Linked DNA regions of Homo sapiens: region 1 is linked to region 2. Evidence: read pairs that join two places in POLR2A ChIA-PET (ENCODE). Cell type or tissue: GM12878. All regions are shown on one strand. Each heading gives the region's core, and the rest is flanking DNA. Links, peaks and the distances in the headings are about the cores only. Region 1 holds the start of LOC105369325 (a long non-coding RNA gene). Region 2 overlaps VPS37C (VPS37C subunit of ESCRT-I).

Evidence for each region. ChIA-PET counts read pairs that join two places held together with the same protein. Peaks named below come from ENCODE experiments on the same cell type or tissue, not always from the same donor. Only the 100,000 strongest peaks of a DNase experiment are listed, where the experiment ranks them.
Region 1: POLR2A ChIA-PET joins it to region 2 with 6 read pairs; 3 of 35 experiments call an interaction of 5 or more read pairs at or near these places.

Annotation. Positions count from the first base shown.
Region 1 is chr11:61,089,954-61,097,020 of GRCh38, reverse strand. LOC105369325 (a long non-coding RNA gene) reads left to right here and starts at 4,663. Exons shown (of 2, transcript NR_188502.1): 1 at 4,663-4,724. It also overlaps a transcript of CD5 not described here. RefSeq lists enhancers at 4,100-5,062, 5,341-5,390. In GM12878, for the core only: no CTCF peak of the experiment used is centred there; a DNase peak (open chromatin) is centred at 4,536; H3K4me3 peaks cover 1,494 bases; H3K27ac peaks cover 1,724 bases.
Region 2 is chr11:61,139,760-61,146,826 of GRCh38, reverse strand. The region is part of intron 1 of VPS37C (VPS37C subunit of ESCRT-I); the gene reads left to right. Among named protein-coding and RNA genes, the nearest start is that of VPS37C, 18 kb to the left of the region's middle. In GM12878, for the core only: no CTCF peak of the experiment used is centred there; no DNase peak of the experiment used is centred there.

The DNA.
Region 1 (7,067 bases), core at 3,031-5,530, 50 kb after region 2:
AGTCCTTGGTCCCTGGTTTAGGGACAGGTAGGAGGGGGGTGTTCCGTGGAGACTGGCAAGGAACTATAATTCCATAGGCTGTCAAGCGCCTGAGAGGAACCTGGATTCCTTCGAGAGCTTCTCTGGGAACCAGATACTGCTTTTGTCTAATTGGTTGGGCCCCAGGCTTAACTTCTATGAGTACAGGGGCTTGGCTGACCACCAGTCCTGGAGGATTATCCTCTGTCCATACTTGGGGCCATTGCTTAGCTAGAGCTGGTTTTATCTCTTGGCCTGGCTTGGTTAGAAAAAGTCTTCATTCTTCTTCCCGGGGGACCGTAAGGGCCATGATAACTCCTGTTGCTGGTAACTTTAGCTGTAAAGAGCCCTGCTTTGTAAAGGAGATGGTGGTTCTCAACTTGCTAAGCAAGTCTCTTCCCAGCAAGGGCAAGGGACAGTCAGGCATGTACAAGAACTGGTGAGCTATCTCATGTCCCCCCACCGAGCAGGTCCGTGGTAGACAGAAAGCCTGCTTAGTGGAAACTCCTGTTGCTCTGATTATATCAATGGTTTTCTTGGATGAGGGGGTGACCGGGGTGGTCACTACTGAAGGTTCAGCACCACTATCAACCAAAAACTTAACGTCCTTGCCCCCAGTTGTAATCCTGACCTTGGGCTCCTTGGGGGTGCTTGCGCCCGGTCCCCTTCAGTCCAGTAGCCCTTCAGCCAGATTGAACAAAGCTCCCTCATCTTTATCTGAGGTCTTTTGTTCTGAATCACCTTGCTTTTCCTTCAGTTGGGGACACTTATCTTTCCAATGCCCTACTTCCTTACAACAGGCGCATTGGTTACATTGCAAGCATGGGAGATTAGACTGGGTATTCTTCCCAGAACCCCCCTTTCCCTCTCCTTTCGGGGGAATTCCCATAATGGCCATGGCCAGTAAGTCGGCGTTTCGCCTAGCCTGGCGTTCGCCTTCCTTACGGCTTTCTCTGTGGCTTGTTGCATTCTCAAACACTTGATTGACTATTTCCAGTAACTGTGAGGTATTCATACCCGCAAACCCCAGTAACTGTGAGGTATTCATACCCGCAAACCCAGCCTGTTTCTGCAATTTTCTCCTGATATATTCCGTGCTTTGACTAAGTAAGGCCATGTTAATCATGGGCTGATTCTCAGGGCTATCTGGATCAAAAGGAGTGTACATACAGTAAGCCTCACACAGTCTTTCATAGAATTGTGCTGGACTCTCCTCTTTTCCTTGGATGACCTCAGAGACCTTATTTACATTTGTAGCCTTTTGAGCCCCTTTCCTTAGACCTTCTATTAATGCCTCACGGTACCGTCTTAGCCTCTCCATGTCTGGTCCCTCGTTCAGGTCCTATTGGGGGTCTGTTCCTGGCAGCTGAATTCTTATATATTCTTGGGGGTTTTGGTAATTGGCTGGGACGTGCTTCTCTAGCCACTTAGTTGCCGCCTGGAGCACCCTTCACCTTTCACCTGTATTAAAGAGGTACATGAGCAGCTGGTGGCAGTCAGCCCAAGTAGGATTATGAGTCTGTATAATAGTTTGGAGCAAGTCAATTAAAGCTTGAGGCTTTTCAGTGTAAGATGGAGTATTATTTTTCCAATTGAGGAGGTCAGCAGAGGTAAAAGGTTGATACACAAAGGCACGCCTTTCCACCATGTGTCCGTCCTCATCTACCCCAGTATATCACTGCTCTCTCAGGGGCATTTGGATTCCAGTCTTGGGCTGTAAGCGAGCTTTCAAGGGAGGAGTTTCTCCCGTGGCTTCACTTCCTCTTTTGTCTACTCTGGGTGGTCTGGGGTGTGGTTATCTGGTGGAGTTGTAGGTGCTGTGGGCTCAGGAGTGGGGAGCCCTTCCTCTTGATAAGGAGGGGATACTGCTGGTACCAATTCCTGCTGTGACTCTTCTGGTGTTGGGTTGGACAGGACTTTTGGTGCTGACTTCCCTCGGCGGGTGGGATCGAGAACCTTCCTTAACTAACTGTCCCTTTGCTACTAGTACTGCTGCTGCCTGTCCTCTTAACCACTGCGGGGGGTCCAAAACTAGCTGTAACCAAGAATCTATATGTGAGAACTGATCTGGGTGCCCTGGCTTACAGGTTACCCTGTGCCATACCTTCGAGACAAGGGACCTGTCCAGGCTTCCTTCCGATGGCCAACCCACCTCTAATGCTGGCCAGTCTATCTCACACAAAGCTCTAAGTTTTCCTGGTGTCATAGTGACTCCAGAGTCTCCCTTAAATCCCTTTTTGAAATTTTTCAACATAGTTCCTAGTGGGGTAGGCTTACTTTGTGTCTGACCCATGTTTCCTCGAGACAAAACACCATGCTCACACCACAAAACAAAGAACGGGTAAAAAGGGCACACACACACTTTTACAGTTTACGCCAAGCCAGAATCAAAACCAAAATCAGAGTATCAAGAAATCCAAGCCAGGTCAAAACCAAAACCAAAGTATCAAGCAATCCAAGACAAGTCAAAAACAAAAACCAAAGTGCTGGTACAGGCACACTGTGGGTGATCAGGACACGCTTCTACTCAAATGGAGTAGGCAAGTTCCCAAGACCAGTCCTGTCAAGCGATTCAAACCAAGTCAAAACCAAAACCAAAACCAAAGTGCTGATAAAGGCATGCCATGGGTGATTGGGCCATGCTTCCACTCAAATGGAGTGGGCAAGTTCCAAGGACTAGTCTTACCAAGTTTCAGTTGTCCGGACTCCAAGTGCCAGTTCCTTCCCTGTGTTCAGCCACTGCGTTGATCCTCCACAGGGGCCTGCCATGCACTGCTCTGACGAGGCATTCCACTGGGGCAATTGCCTACCTGGGAGCGCTCTGAGGATCCGTGTCGCTCAAGCTGGCCAGAGTTCCCCGCGGGGATGCTCCACAAGGCAGGCCTAAGCTGCCTAAGGGGCTGCCTCAACTGTCCGTTAATCACTTTGCTTCCTGGTCAGGGAACCAAGAAATGTAGCAGGACAAGCCACAGACAAAACCCCTCAGACACCAAGTTAAAGAAGGAAGGGGTTTATTCAGCCGGGAGCATCAGCAAGACTCCTGTCTCAAGAGCCGAGCTCCCTGAGTGAGCAATTCCTGTCCCTTTTAAGGGCTTACAACTCTAAGGGGGTCCGCTTGAAAGGGTCGTGATCGAATGAGCAAGCAGGGGGTACGTGACTGGGGGCTGCATGCACCGGTAATTAGAACAGAACAGGACAGGGATTTTCACAGTGCTTTTCTATACAATGTCTGTAATCTATAGATGACATAACCGATTAGGTCAGGGGTCGATCTTTAACTACCAGGCCCAGGGTGTGGCGCCGAGCTGTCTGCTTGTGGATTTCATTTCTGCCTTTTAGTTTTTACTTCTTCTTTCTTTGGAGGCAGAAATCGGGCATAAGACAATAGGAGGGGTGGTCTCCTCCCTTAGACCCACTTAGACACTCCCCGGTTTCTGCTCACTCAGGGCTGGAGGGTGCTGCATGCTTGAACCTCTTTGGCAGAGGGAAGCTTTGACCCCCACCCCAGGATCAAGGAAAGAGAACTCCTAAGGTAGCTGTGATTGGGGCCACACCCATCCCTCATCCAGCCTTCAGAGGTGCCTTTTCCTCCCGCCAGAGGTGCCCTCAGCCTGGGATGGGGAAACCTCACCCGGCCCCTCCCGGCCAGGCCTGGCCCAGTTCCCTGCCCCCTGCCCCTTGCCCTCACATCCATCCTTCCTGGTCCCTTGACTCTGGAAATCCCAGCCTCTTTCATTCATTCATTCATTCACTCATTCATTTATCAATATTTGTCCCATGCTAAGCCCAGGGATGTGAAGACGAAAGAGACAGACATGGCTCCACCCTTCTTAGCACCAAAGACTCTGCTGGGATGTTTTTTCTTGATGAGTGCTGTTCGTGGGTCACACAGCTGTGTGCAGTAAGCAGCCCTTCACAGCCCCTGTTCCCACACTCAGTGTACATAATTGCAGCCCAAAAGAGCGAGGAAAGTTTTACTAAGCACCTTCCTCTAGCCAGAGGCGTCAGCTCCTTCAGTCTTCCCAATTATCATGGAAGTGGGCACAGCTTTCCATTTCACAGATGAGGAAACTGAGGCTCAGAAGGTAAAGTATTCGGCCCCAGGAGGTCAACGCTGAAGTATGATCCCACGTTTTCCTCACTCTGCCACCCTTGCCACCACTCCCCACCTCCTTACCCAAAGAAAAGAAAACAAACCAAACATTTGGGCTTTGCTTTGATCTCAGAGTCTTCATCACAGTACAACTTCTACTCTTTTTGTTTGTTAGTTTGGTTTTGGAAAACTGAAAGTAGCTCAGGGCCTCGGGTTGCTGTCTTCCAGGCCCCCAGGGCTTGGCACTGCCTCGACCCTAGTGGAGGGGGTCGCTGCCCTCTGAGAACACTGCCCTATAGGCTCCCTCCCTGCTGCCCACCCCCATAAGTTACCCCTGCCCCTTTCACCCCTCCGGGCCTCCAGGTCCAGAAACCTCTGGGCCCCTGTCCCCACTCAGACCTCAGATCCCTGGCGGGAGTTTCCTGTCCCCATCACTGCACTTTCCATGACACAAGAGGAAGTCAGCTGAGCCCAGGCTGGGTTTTCCAGGCAGCGAGGCCCAGTAGAGGCTGAAGGTGGGGGAAGGGGTTGCTGAGCCCCCAGGGCCGGGTGTCAGAACCTCCTCAACCTCTACCGGAGAGGTGCCTGCCGGTGCTGCCGTGGGCCACACCAGGTAATCTGGGGTGGGGTGTGCCTGTGTCTGTCACCCCTCTGGACTCGGTGACTCCTCAGTGCCCCCAGGTGTGCCCTCTTCACTGGGGCAAAGGGGCACTAGGATCTGGGGAAAGGGGAGGAGCTGAGGGTGGGAGGGAGGAGGTGAAGGAGGCTGAGGAATGTGACTGGTGCATAGTAGGACCTCAGGGTTTGTTGAATGAATGAAGGAAGAAATCTATGGAATGATTCCCAAAGATAATGGATGGCCTGGTGGCCAGATGAGAAGGGCAGAAGAGGCCTACAAGTGTGTGTGGATGACTCAGTGACCTGGATCCTTGGAAACCTCTGTTTGGCTGTGGGGGTGGGGGCACCCAGGGAGCTGACTTCGCAACACTCCCCTCCCCGCCAGCTCAGGAAGTGCCTCTCCTCCCCCAGCTTTGTTCCCACCCAGTTTGGCTGTTGGTGGGGGGTGGGGAGGGGGAGAAGGAGGATCTAGGATCCAGGTCTGGACATGCATGTGGCGTGCAGTGTGGTGGAGACGCGCTGGCCTGGTGGCACCTGCATTCGAGTCTCACCTTTGGCACCTTTGCAGTCAAGTCCCTGTCATGCTCTGGGCCGAGGTTGGCTCATATGTAAAATGCAGAGATTGGATGGTCCCGAGGCCCAGCTCTCTTGTCCTAGGAACCCAGCATGAAAGTGTTTGACTGGCGTGCCGAGTCCAGTCGGAGGTGGGGGATTTCTCTGTGTGGGGCCTGGAGGTTTACCTCTTTCGCTAGTGTGAGAGGGAGCTGAGTGTTGAGTGAGTGTCAGGGCTTTGGGGAGGGGCAGAAGACTGAGGATTCCAAGTGGCCTGAACAGGGTCCCGCTGGCTTGGGAAGGTGTCTCAGTGTGTGTACTTTCCCCAAGTCCAGGTGCGAGTCGAGCAGCTGGGGAGGAGGCCGTCTTGCCTGGAGGGACAGATAAGGCTCCCCCACTGACCCCCTACTTTCCTAGCCCCTCACGGACAACACTAGGCAGCCTCCTGTGGCTTCTGGAAGGTCTGTGATCAGTGGTACCCTGGCGTGAGCGGGCTGGTTGGCTCAGGCTGCATTCGCCCCCGCCTCTGCTGGGCCCTCCTCAAGTTCCCCTCACTGGGGCTGTGTTCCTGGAGCCCCTTTCCATTGCTACCTGCCCCCCAACCCAGGCCTGCTGTAGGCCTGCCCACAGCCCGGGGTGCCAGTCACACATCCCGCAGCCTGAGGCCCTGAGGACTCAGCATTCATATTCACTCTTCCGCTGCTACTGTAAGATTAGACTTGTTCGACCATAAGGCATAGGCTTTGGTTGAGAAAATAAGGCCTCCTAGTAGTGTACGACAGGTGTTAATGAAGGCTGTTGTTCATGTGAAATAATTGAGGATCAGAGAGGTTATGTGAATTCTCCAAGGTGCACAGATAACCAACAGTGAGCTTTGGACTGGACCGCCAGGCCTCCTCTTCCACAGGCACCCCTTGCCCTGGTGCAGCCTCTCTCTCATCTCAGGCTGGTGCTTCTCGTGGCCATTTAGGGGTTTCGCTGTGTCACAGTAGAGATCTTGGGGGCCTAGGAGGCCGGCTGACCCAACTGTGTGTCCTCGGTGTGGCAGCCTTGGCCCTTGGAGCCTCAGATCCCATCTGTAAAACGGGTGGAACACAGCCTGCCTTGAAGGGATGTTGGGAGGCTGGCCGGGTGCACTTGTGGAAAAGGCTCACGTGGCGGTCAGCACGCAGAGCTTCAGCGTGGCTCTCAGCTTCTTAGAGCAGTGCTTAGCGTTCCTGAAGACCTGACACTGGTCAGGAGCGCTCCTGCCTTCTCTCCCCCGCACCTAGCACCCGGCACAAAGCTATTTCTTGAACAAATGAATGATTGACAGAGAAGCTTTCAGCAGGGACACATGAAACAGACTGACAAGCACACCCTGCTCCCCGCACCCCCCACCACCGCCCTGAGCTTCCAGCCCAGTGGGGAGGCTACCTGACAGGCAACTGGGACACAGCATGGAAAGGCCAGGCCTGAGGGAGCACAGAGGGGGACGCGTGTCCAATCCAGCCTCTGGGAAAATCAGGGAAGGCTTCCTGGAGGGGGTGACATCTAGATGAAGACCCAAAGGATGAGTGGTTTTCCAGCTTGGTGGTGGGATCAATTTTCCAGGCTGAGGGAAGCATGAGGACAATGACTTCTGAGTCCTGCTAGCGTAGTGGCTTCTAGATGGGTCCAGAAGTGGGACGCTGTGGGCAGCATCCTGGCTCAGCCCCTCACTGGCTCCGTGCCTAGGGTGGAGTCTCTCCCCCCGGGTCTCAGTTTATCTGTGAAATAAAGGCGCTGCACCAGATGGTCCACCAGA
Region 2 (7,067 bases), core at 2,592-5,091:
TTTAAAAAGCAAAAGGAAAAAACAAAAGCAAGTGTTCTTCCTTCTCAGGGGCTGGTAGTGAGGAACCAGGGGCACTGTTCCTCTTCTCTGTGCAAGGAACGCAGACTGGCTCACGCATAGCTTTCTCACCTTGTTCCCTCCCAGCCAGATCACTTTCGAGTTGATGATATCACCCCAGAAAAGGTGTTTTCTGCTGTACCTGTGAACCTGTGCAGCCGCCTGCCCCGCAGCCCTCCCTCCTCCTCCCCTCCCAGCCCCTTGGATCTGCAGTGGCTCCCGCCTGGGCTGTGCTGCTCCTGGCATGGCATGCGCAGGCCCCTGTGGCCAAGCTTTCCAGGCCCACAGAGCGGCCCATCTCTCCTCCTCACTCTGTTGGTCTCTGCCTCTGTTACGCTGCTCTCATCTGTATTCATGATGAATTATTGTGAGTATTTTTGACTTTTTAAAATGAAACTGAGTTACTTGAGAGTTAGGATCAGCTCTTACCTGTGAATGCCATGTCTGGCTCATAGTAAGAACCCCCCAAATATTTGCTCACATCCTGCTGCCCCCATTTATCCTTCCTCCTTTGATGTGGGTCTCACAGTATTCTTGGCAAATGCAATTGCTTCATAAGTATTGATTCATTAAGGGAGTGGAGAAATGCGAGCAGGCGGGGGTAAGGGGAAGAATGCCCGTTCTCTGTCCCCACGTCTTCAGTGACTTGTTCTCTCCTTCCTGTCTCCATCACTTTTTGGGCAAACGTTATTGTGAGCTATCTGACAGCCAGTCTGCTGGGCTTGGGTTGACGAAGATGAGTGAGACATTCTCCTTGTCTTCAAGGGGTCGATTTATTCTCACCCTCAACAACTCCCTACTCGTGCGCAGCAAACCCTGGGGGTCACTAGAGCAGTGCTGCATCCTCCCGGGCATCTTGGCAGGGGGAGGGGCTCTGGGCCAGGGCTCTGGTACTGAGGGGCCCAGGTAGTTGGACTCGTCACACCCTCCAGAAACAAAAGCCCATGGACTCTGGGTCCCCGAAGGACATCTCAGGAACCCCCTAGTTCTCTACTTTGAGACATATGCGGTGGCTGGGGTCACTCTGAGAAGTGTCACTTTGGACTTGTCCCTTGCGTTGGGTGATGGAGTCAGACACCACCAGCAGTGGATGACCAAGCTTCAAGGGCACCTTCTTAGCAGCTCTGTGGGCTGTGGGCAAAAGAGTTTCCTGTTCTCCCTTCTCCATATTAGGGACCCAGGGAAGTGCTTGCTGCTTCCAGCCTCGCTGATGGCTCTGAGGAGCAGGTGATGGCTGTGGCATTGGTGAGAGAAAGGGACCTGTCATTTCCAGGGGTGGGTGATGCTGTGGTAAACCCCACAAGGTGGCACTTGCCTGCCCAGCCTGAGATGCTGTATGAGGGCGGTGAGGTGGGCGTCCCCAACCCGGAGGCAGGGACAGGGAGGGATGGGATAATTGGCGTGCTTGCGTGGGCTCCTAATCTCTGGATCTCGGGCCTTATGGCTAAACACCTTATCCTCACTGCACCCCTCTGATGGGCCTGCCGAGCAGGTGGGGCAAAGATGTTGGTGAGATGAAAACACCCGCACAGTGGGGCAGTGTCCTTCCTGCTTCTTTCTGGGATTCATTTTATCTCTGAAATAGGAGGCACTTAAGCTCATGCTGGCTTTACATACTAGAGAGGTTATGTAAATTAACGGGAGAGTTTACAGAGGGCTTTGATCTCTTTATTTATTGTTTCAATTAAAGACCAGTGTGATAGTACAGAGGGCTTTGATTTCAGAAGAAAAGAGCCATGTAAGGGTTTGTTTGCCCATTTTACAGATAAGGAAAGTTGAGTCCCAAAACGAACATCTGGCCTCCAGCTATTTGGCAAAGTTGGGAGTAAGGTCCTGAGCACTCCTCATTTGGGACATGTTTGTCTGGCACATGCCAGCAGTGCCTTCTGAAATGGGAGCCCCATGAGCAGAGGAGGTAGCAGCTTGGTGGAGGCCTCCGGTCTCCTTCCCAGACTCAGCCTCCGTGTAGGGGGGACTCCTGGCCCGTTAGAAGCTTGACATCGTGGCAGGCACTGTTTTCACATGAATCTCCCCTGCCGAGCTGGCCAGAGCTTGGGCACTCGTCTCATGAGCTGTGGCCGTGACGTTCCGCCTCTTGGTCTTGACCGTATGTGACGCTGCCTCCCTCTGTGATGTGCATTGTCACGTCACTGCAAATCTGAAGCCTAAATCCTGGCATGAAGACCCCTGTCTTGTGCACCTGGGTGTCACCTGTCCCGCCGTGCCCACACAGAGCCAAGCCTTAGGAAGTGCCCTTGGGGTCCTGGGGGGGCTCACCCTATAGAAAAAACACTGCCTGCGTTCTCCTCCTGCTTCTGCGGTGACTGGGTGACAAGGCCCTTCCTCCCCTGGGGTCTTTGCTTTTCCTCTGTCAGATGGGGTTGCCTCCCCCTGAGTTCCCCCAGAGTGTTGGGGAAAGGGGAAAATAAGATAATAGATGCCAAACTAGTCAGACCCAGGTAGCCTAGTTAAAATGAAAACTTCATTAAAAATTAAGAATTGGCTGGGTGCGGTGGCTCACGCCTGTAATCCCAGCACTTTGGGAGGCCGAGGTGGGTGGATCACCAGGTCAGGAGATCGAGACCATTCTGGCTAGCACGGTGAAACCCCGTGTCTACTAAAAATATAAAAAAATTAGCCGGGCGTGGTGGTGGCTCCTGTAGTCCCAGCTACTCGGGAGGCTGAGGCAGGAGAATGGCGTCAACCCAGGAAGGCGGAGCTTGCAGTGAGCCAAGATCGCGCCATTGCACCCCAGCCTGGGCGACAGAGCCAGACTCCGTCTCAAAAAAAAAAAAAAAAAATTAAGAATCGGCCGGGCGTGGTCGCTCACGCCTGTAATCCCAGCACTTTGGGAGGCTGAGGCAGGTGGATCATTTGAGGTCAGGAGTTCGAGACCAGCCTGACCAACATGGAGAAACTCTGTCTCTACTAAAAATACAAAATTAGCTGGGCATGGTGTTGCACGCCTGTAATCCCAGCTACTGGGGAGGCTGAGGCCGGAGAATCACTTGAACCCGGGAAGCGGAGGTTGCCGTGAGCCAAGATTGTGCCATTGCACTCCAGCCTGGGCAACAAGAGCGAAACTCCATCTCAGAAAAAAAAAAGAATTGGCTGGGCACAATGGCTCACACCTGTAATCCCAGCACTGAGGCAGGTGGATCACTTGAGGTCAGGAGTTCAAGATCAGCTTGGCCAACATGGTGAAACCCCCATCTCTACTAAAAATACAAAAATTAGCCAGGCTAGTGTCAGGCACCTGTAATCCTCAAGAGGCTGAGGCAGGAGAATTGCTTGAACCCGGGAGGTAGAGGTTACAGTGAGCTGAGATTGTGCCACTGCACTCCAGCCTGGGCGACAGCACAAGACTCCATCTAAAAAAAAAAAAAAAAAAAAAAAAAAAAAAAAAATTAAGAATCCTGGAGATTCTAGAGTTCTAGGTCTGGAGGAGGATTTTAGGACTCAGGGACTCCATGAGGCACATGTTGAGAATCCCTGGACCTGAAAAGGCATTTTCATTCCAAACTGCATGACCTTGGGCAAGTAACGTCACCTCTCCCAGCCTCCCCTGTGAGGTGGGGGTGATATTGACGCCCACTGTCTAAGATGGTTGCCAGGGTCCTCATAGCAGCAAATGCTTAGTGGTACTTACTGTGTTCCGCACGCCGCTCTGTTTTACAGATTGAGAAACTGAGGCACAAAGGGGTTAGATGACACAGTAAGTGGCAGAGATGGGTTCATACCGAGGCAGTCTGGCCCCAGAGTCTCATCTCTTTTTTTTTTTTTTTTTTTTTTTTAGCTATTCTTTTTTTTTTTTTATTATACTTTAAGTTTTAGGGTACATGTGCACATTGTGCAGGTTAGTTACATATGTATACATGTGCCATGCTGGTGCGCTGCACCCACTAACTCGTCATCTAGCATTAGGTATATCTCCCAATGCTACCCCTCCCCCCCTCCCCCCACCCCTTAGAGTCTCATCTCTTAACCTCTAGACCAGTGGCTCTCAAAGTGTGTTTCAGGGGGACTCCTGGAGGTTTCCAGAGACCCTTTCAGGCCATCCATGAGGTTAGAGTAGTTTTCATAATCATTCTGAGACATTATTTTCTTTCTTCACTCTCTTTTCTTGCATGAGTGTACAGTGCAGTTTTCAGAGGCTGCATGACCCATGATCATGTCATCATTCTGGCAGCTAATGGAAGGTAGTGTTTGTGTATTCTTGTATTTTAAAAATTTCTCTTCTGGGTGTGGTGGCTCACACCTGTTATCCCAGCACTTTGGGAGGTCAAGGCGGGAGGATTACTTGAGTACAGGAGTTTGAGACCAACCTGGATCAAATAGTGAGACCCCATCTTTACAAAACATTTGAAAAAATTAGCTGGGTGTGGCGGCACATGCCTGTAGTCCGGTTTACTTAGGAGGCTGAGGTGGGAGGATTGCTTGAGTCTGGGAGATTAAGGCTGAAGTGAGCTGAGATCATGCCATTGCACTCTAGCCTGAGCGATAGAGCGAGACCCTGTTTGAAAAAAAATTTTTCTTCCACTTTTAATTTCTAACATGGTAAATACCGATAGCTATAATCCACATAAACAAAACTCTTTGGAGTCCTCCTTAACATTGAGAGTGAAAAGGGGTCCTGAGACCCAAAAGTTTGCGATGTGTTGTTGGAGGCTGTGTTACCTTATTAAAAGTGATACTTGTCAAACATCTGGTGGCACCTCCTGTGGTAAGCAGCTGGAGGGGAGTTGGTGCCTGTCCCAGGGAATCTCGGCTCTTCTCGGGGCCTCCCCACATGTGGAGACCTCCGTGTATGAGACTGAGTCCTGAACCTGCTGGGTGCTTTCACAGATGGTGGTGCTGACTGTGCTGTTTGTGTGTGGTCAGCTAGCTGCCTGCGACAGAGCTTCCATCCTCCACCTGGCTGCACCTGCAGTGCTCAGCCCTGACTGCAGGAGTGAGCAGATGCTCAGTGGTGGGCCTCCCCTTGGGTGGAGCCGATATGGGTGCAGCTGCTGTGGCCCTGCAAGTTCTGTTCCAGGCCAGGCCTGGCACCGAGCCAGCACCGCCTGTGCTATCCCATTGGACCTCGCACCCGCCCTGTGAGGGAGGGGCTGTTGTGAGTCTTATTTTACAGGTGAAGAATTCAAGGCTCAGGGAGGTTCCACCTGTGCGAGGGGCAGGGCCTGGACTTGAACTGTCTCTGGCTGGCTGGAGCCTGTGCCCCTGATGTGTTTCGGTATCTTCACAATGTTGCTTCTGCTTGTGGCCAGCTCATTTGGGTTTGGATTTGGGGTGTGCTGCCAGTGTTCCTCCCAGGGTTCTGCTCCAGCCCAGGCCATCTGCAGGCTGCTCTTTCCCTGCTCTAGCTCTAGCTTTTACTTACTTTCTTTTCTTTTTTTTTTTTTGAGACCGAGTCTTGCTCGGTTGCCCAGGCTGGAGTGCAGTGGCATGATCTCTGCTCACTGTAACCTCCACCTCCCAGGTTCAAGTGATTCTGGTGCCTGGGCCTCCGGAGTAACTGGGATTACAAGTGTGTGCCACCACGCCGGGCTAATTTTGTATTTTCAGTAGAGACAGGGTTTCAACATGTTGGCTAGGCTGGTCGCGAACTCCTGACCTCAGGTGATCTGCCTACCTTGGCCTTCCAAAGTGCTGGGATTATAGGCATAAGCCACTGCACCTGGCCCAGCTTTTACTTATTTTCATTATTTTATTTCATTTTACAATTTTTACAATCAGATGCTATATTGCCTAGGCTGGTCTTGACCTCCTGGCCACAAATGAGCCTTCTACCTTGGTCTCCCAAAGTGTTGGGATTACAGGTGTGAGCCACCGTGTCCGACCTGGCTCTGGGGCTTTTAGACCAAGGGTTTTGGAGCGGTAAGGTGAGGTGTGGACAGAATGCAGGTTTGAATTTTGGCTCTGCTGTTTGCTGGCTGTGACTGTAACCTTTCTGATACCCTGTCTGCATATGACATGGCTGCTGCTACCTCTCCTTGTAAGGGGAGAACAGCTCAGGGAAAACTGACGTTGCATGTACTCAGAAACCAGGGGTCTCCACTGTGATAGGACTGGCATAGAGCTGTCATCTTCTCAAAATCTGGCCCTGGACCAACTGTGTCAGTCTCTCCAGGAGGGATTCCGGATTTCCGGGCCCTGCCCTGACCTACTAATGCAGAGCTCTGTGGGAGGGGCTGGCCACCTGTATGGTCAGTGAGCTTTGCTGGAATTCAGGTGCACACTGAAGTTTGGCAATCCCTGCTTAGAGGTTGGGGGCCACTTTTAACCCTCAAGACATAACAAATACTGGTCTCGTCCCTGTATGGATAGTTCTTTATCAGTGGCCATATGATTTGTTGTTTAAACCAGGGCACCCTTGAGTGGGTGGGGGGAGGGTCCCCTGAGGAGTGCACTGGGACTTCCTGGTACATGGGAACATGTGGTCGTTTCTCAGTCCTCCTCTTACCTTTCTGATGGCCCTAGGAGATGCCGTTCGCTTCCTACTGCAAATGGGGAAACTGAGACCTGGAGAAGGGTGCATCTGACCACACAGCTATAACCTTGGTCCTTGATTCTAGAACGCTTTCTCAGCTGGGTTGTCAGCCTTGGCTCACCCTAGCTGAGTGCTGGTGCAGGTGGGCTGTGGAGGACCCTAGATTTCTGTGGTGCTGGAATCTTTTGAAAACTAACATAATCTTTGTGATGAGAAAAAACAACATTAAAGCTATGGAGCTGGACATGGTGGCACACACCTGTAATCCCAGCACCTTGGGAGGCCAAGGCAGGAGAATTGTTTGAGCCCAGTAGTTCGAGACCAGCCTGGTCAAAATAGTGAGACCCTGTCTCTACAAAAAATTTAAAAATTAGCTGGAGGTGGTAACGCACACCTATAGTGCCAGCTATCGGGAGGTTGAGGTGGGAGGATCATTTGAGCCCAGGAGATCAAGGCTGCAGTGAGCCCTGTTTGCACCATTGCTTTCCAGCCTGGGCAACAGAGCCAGACCATGTCTCAA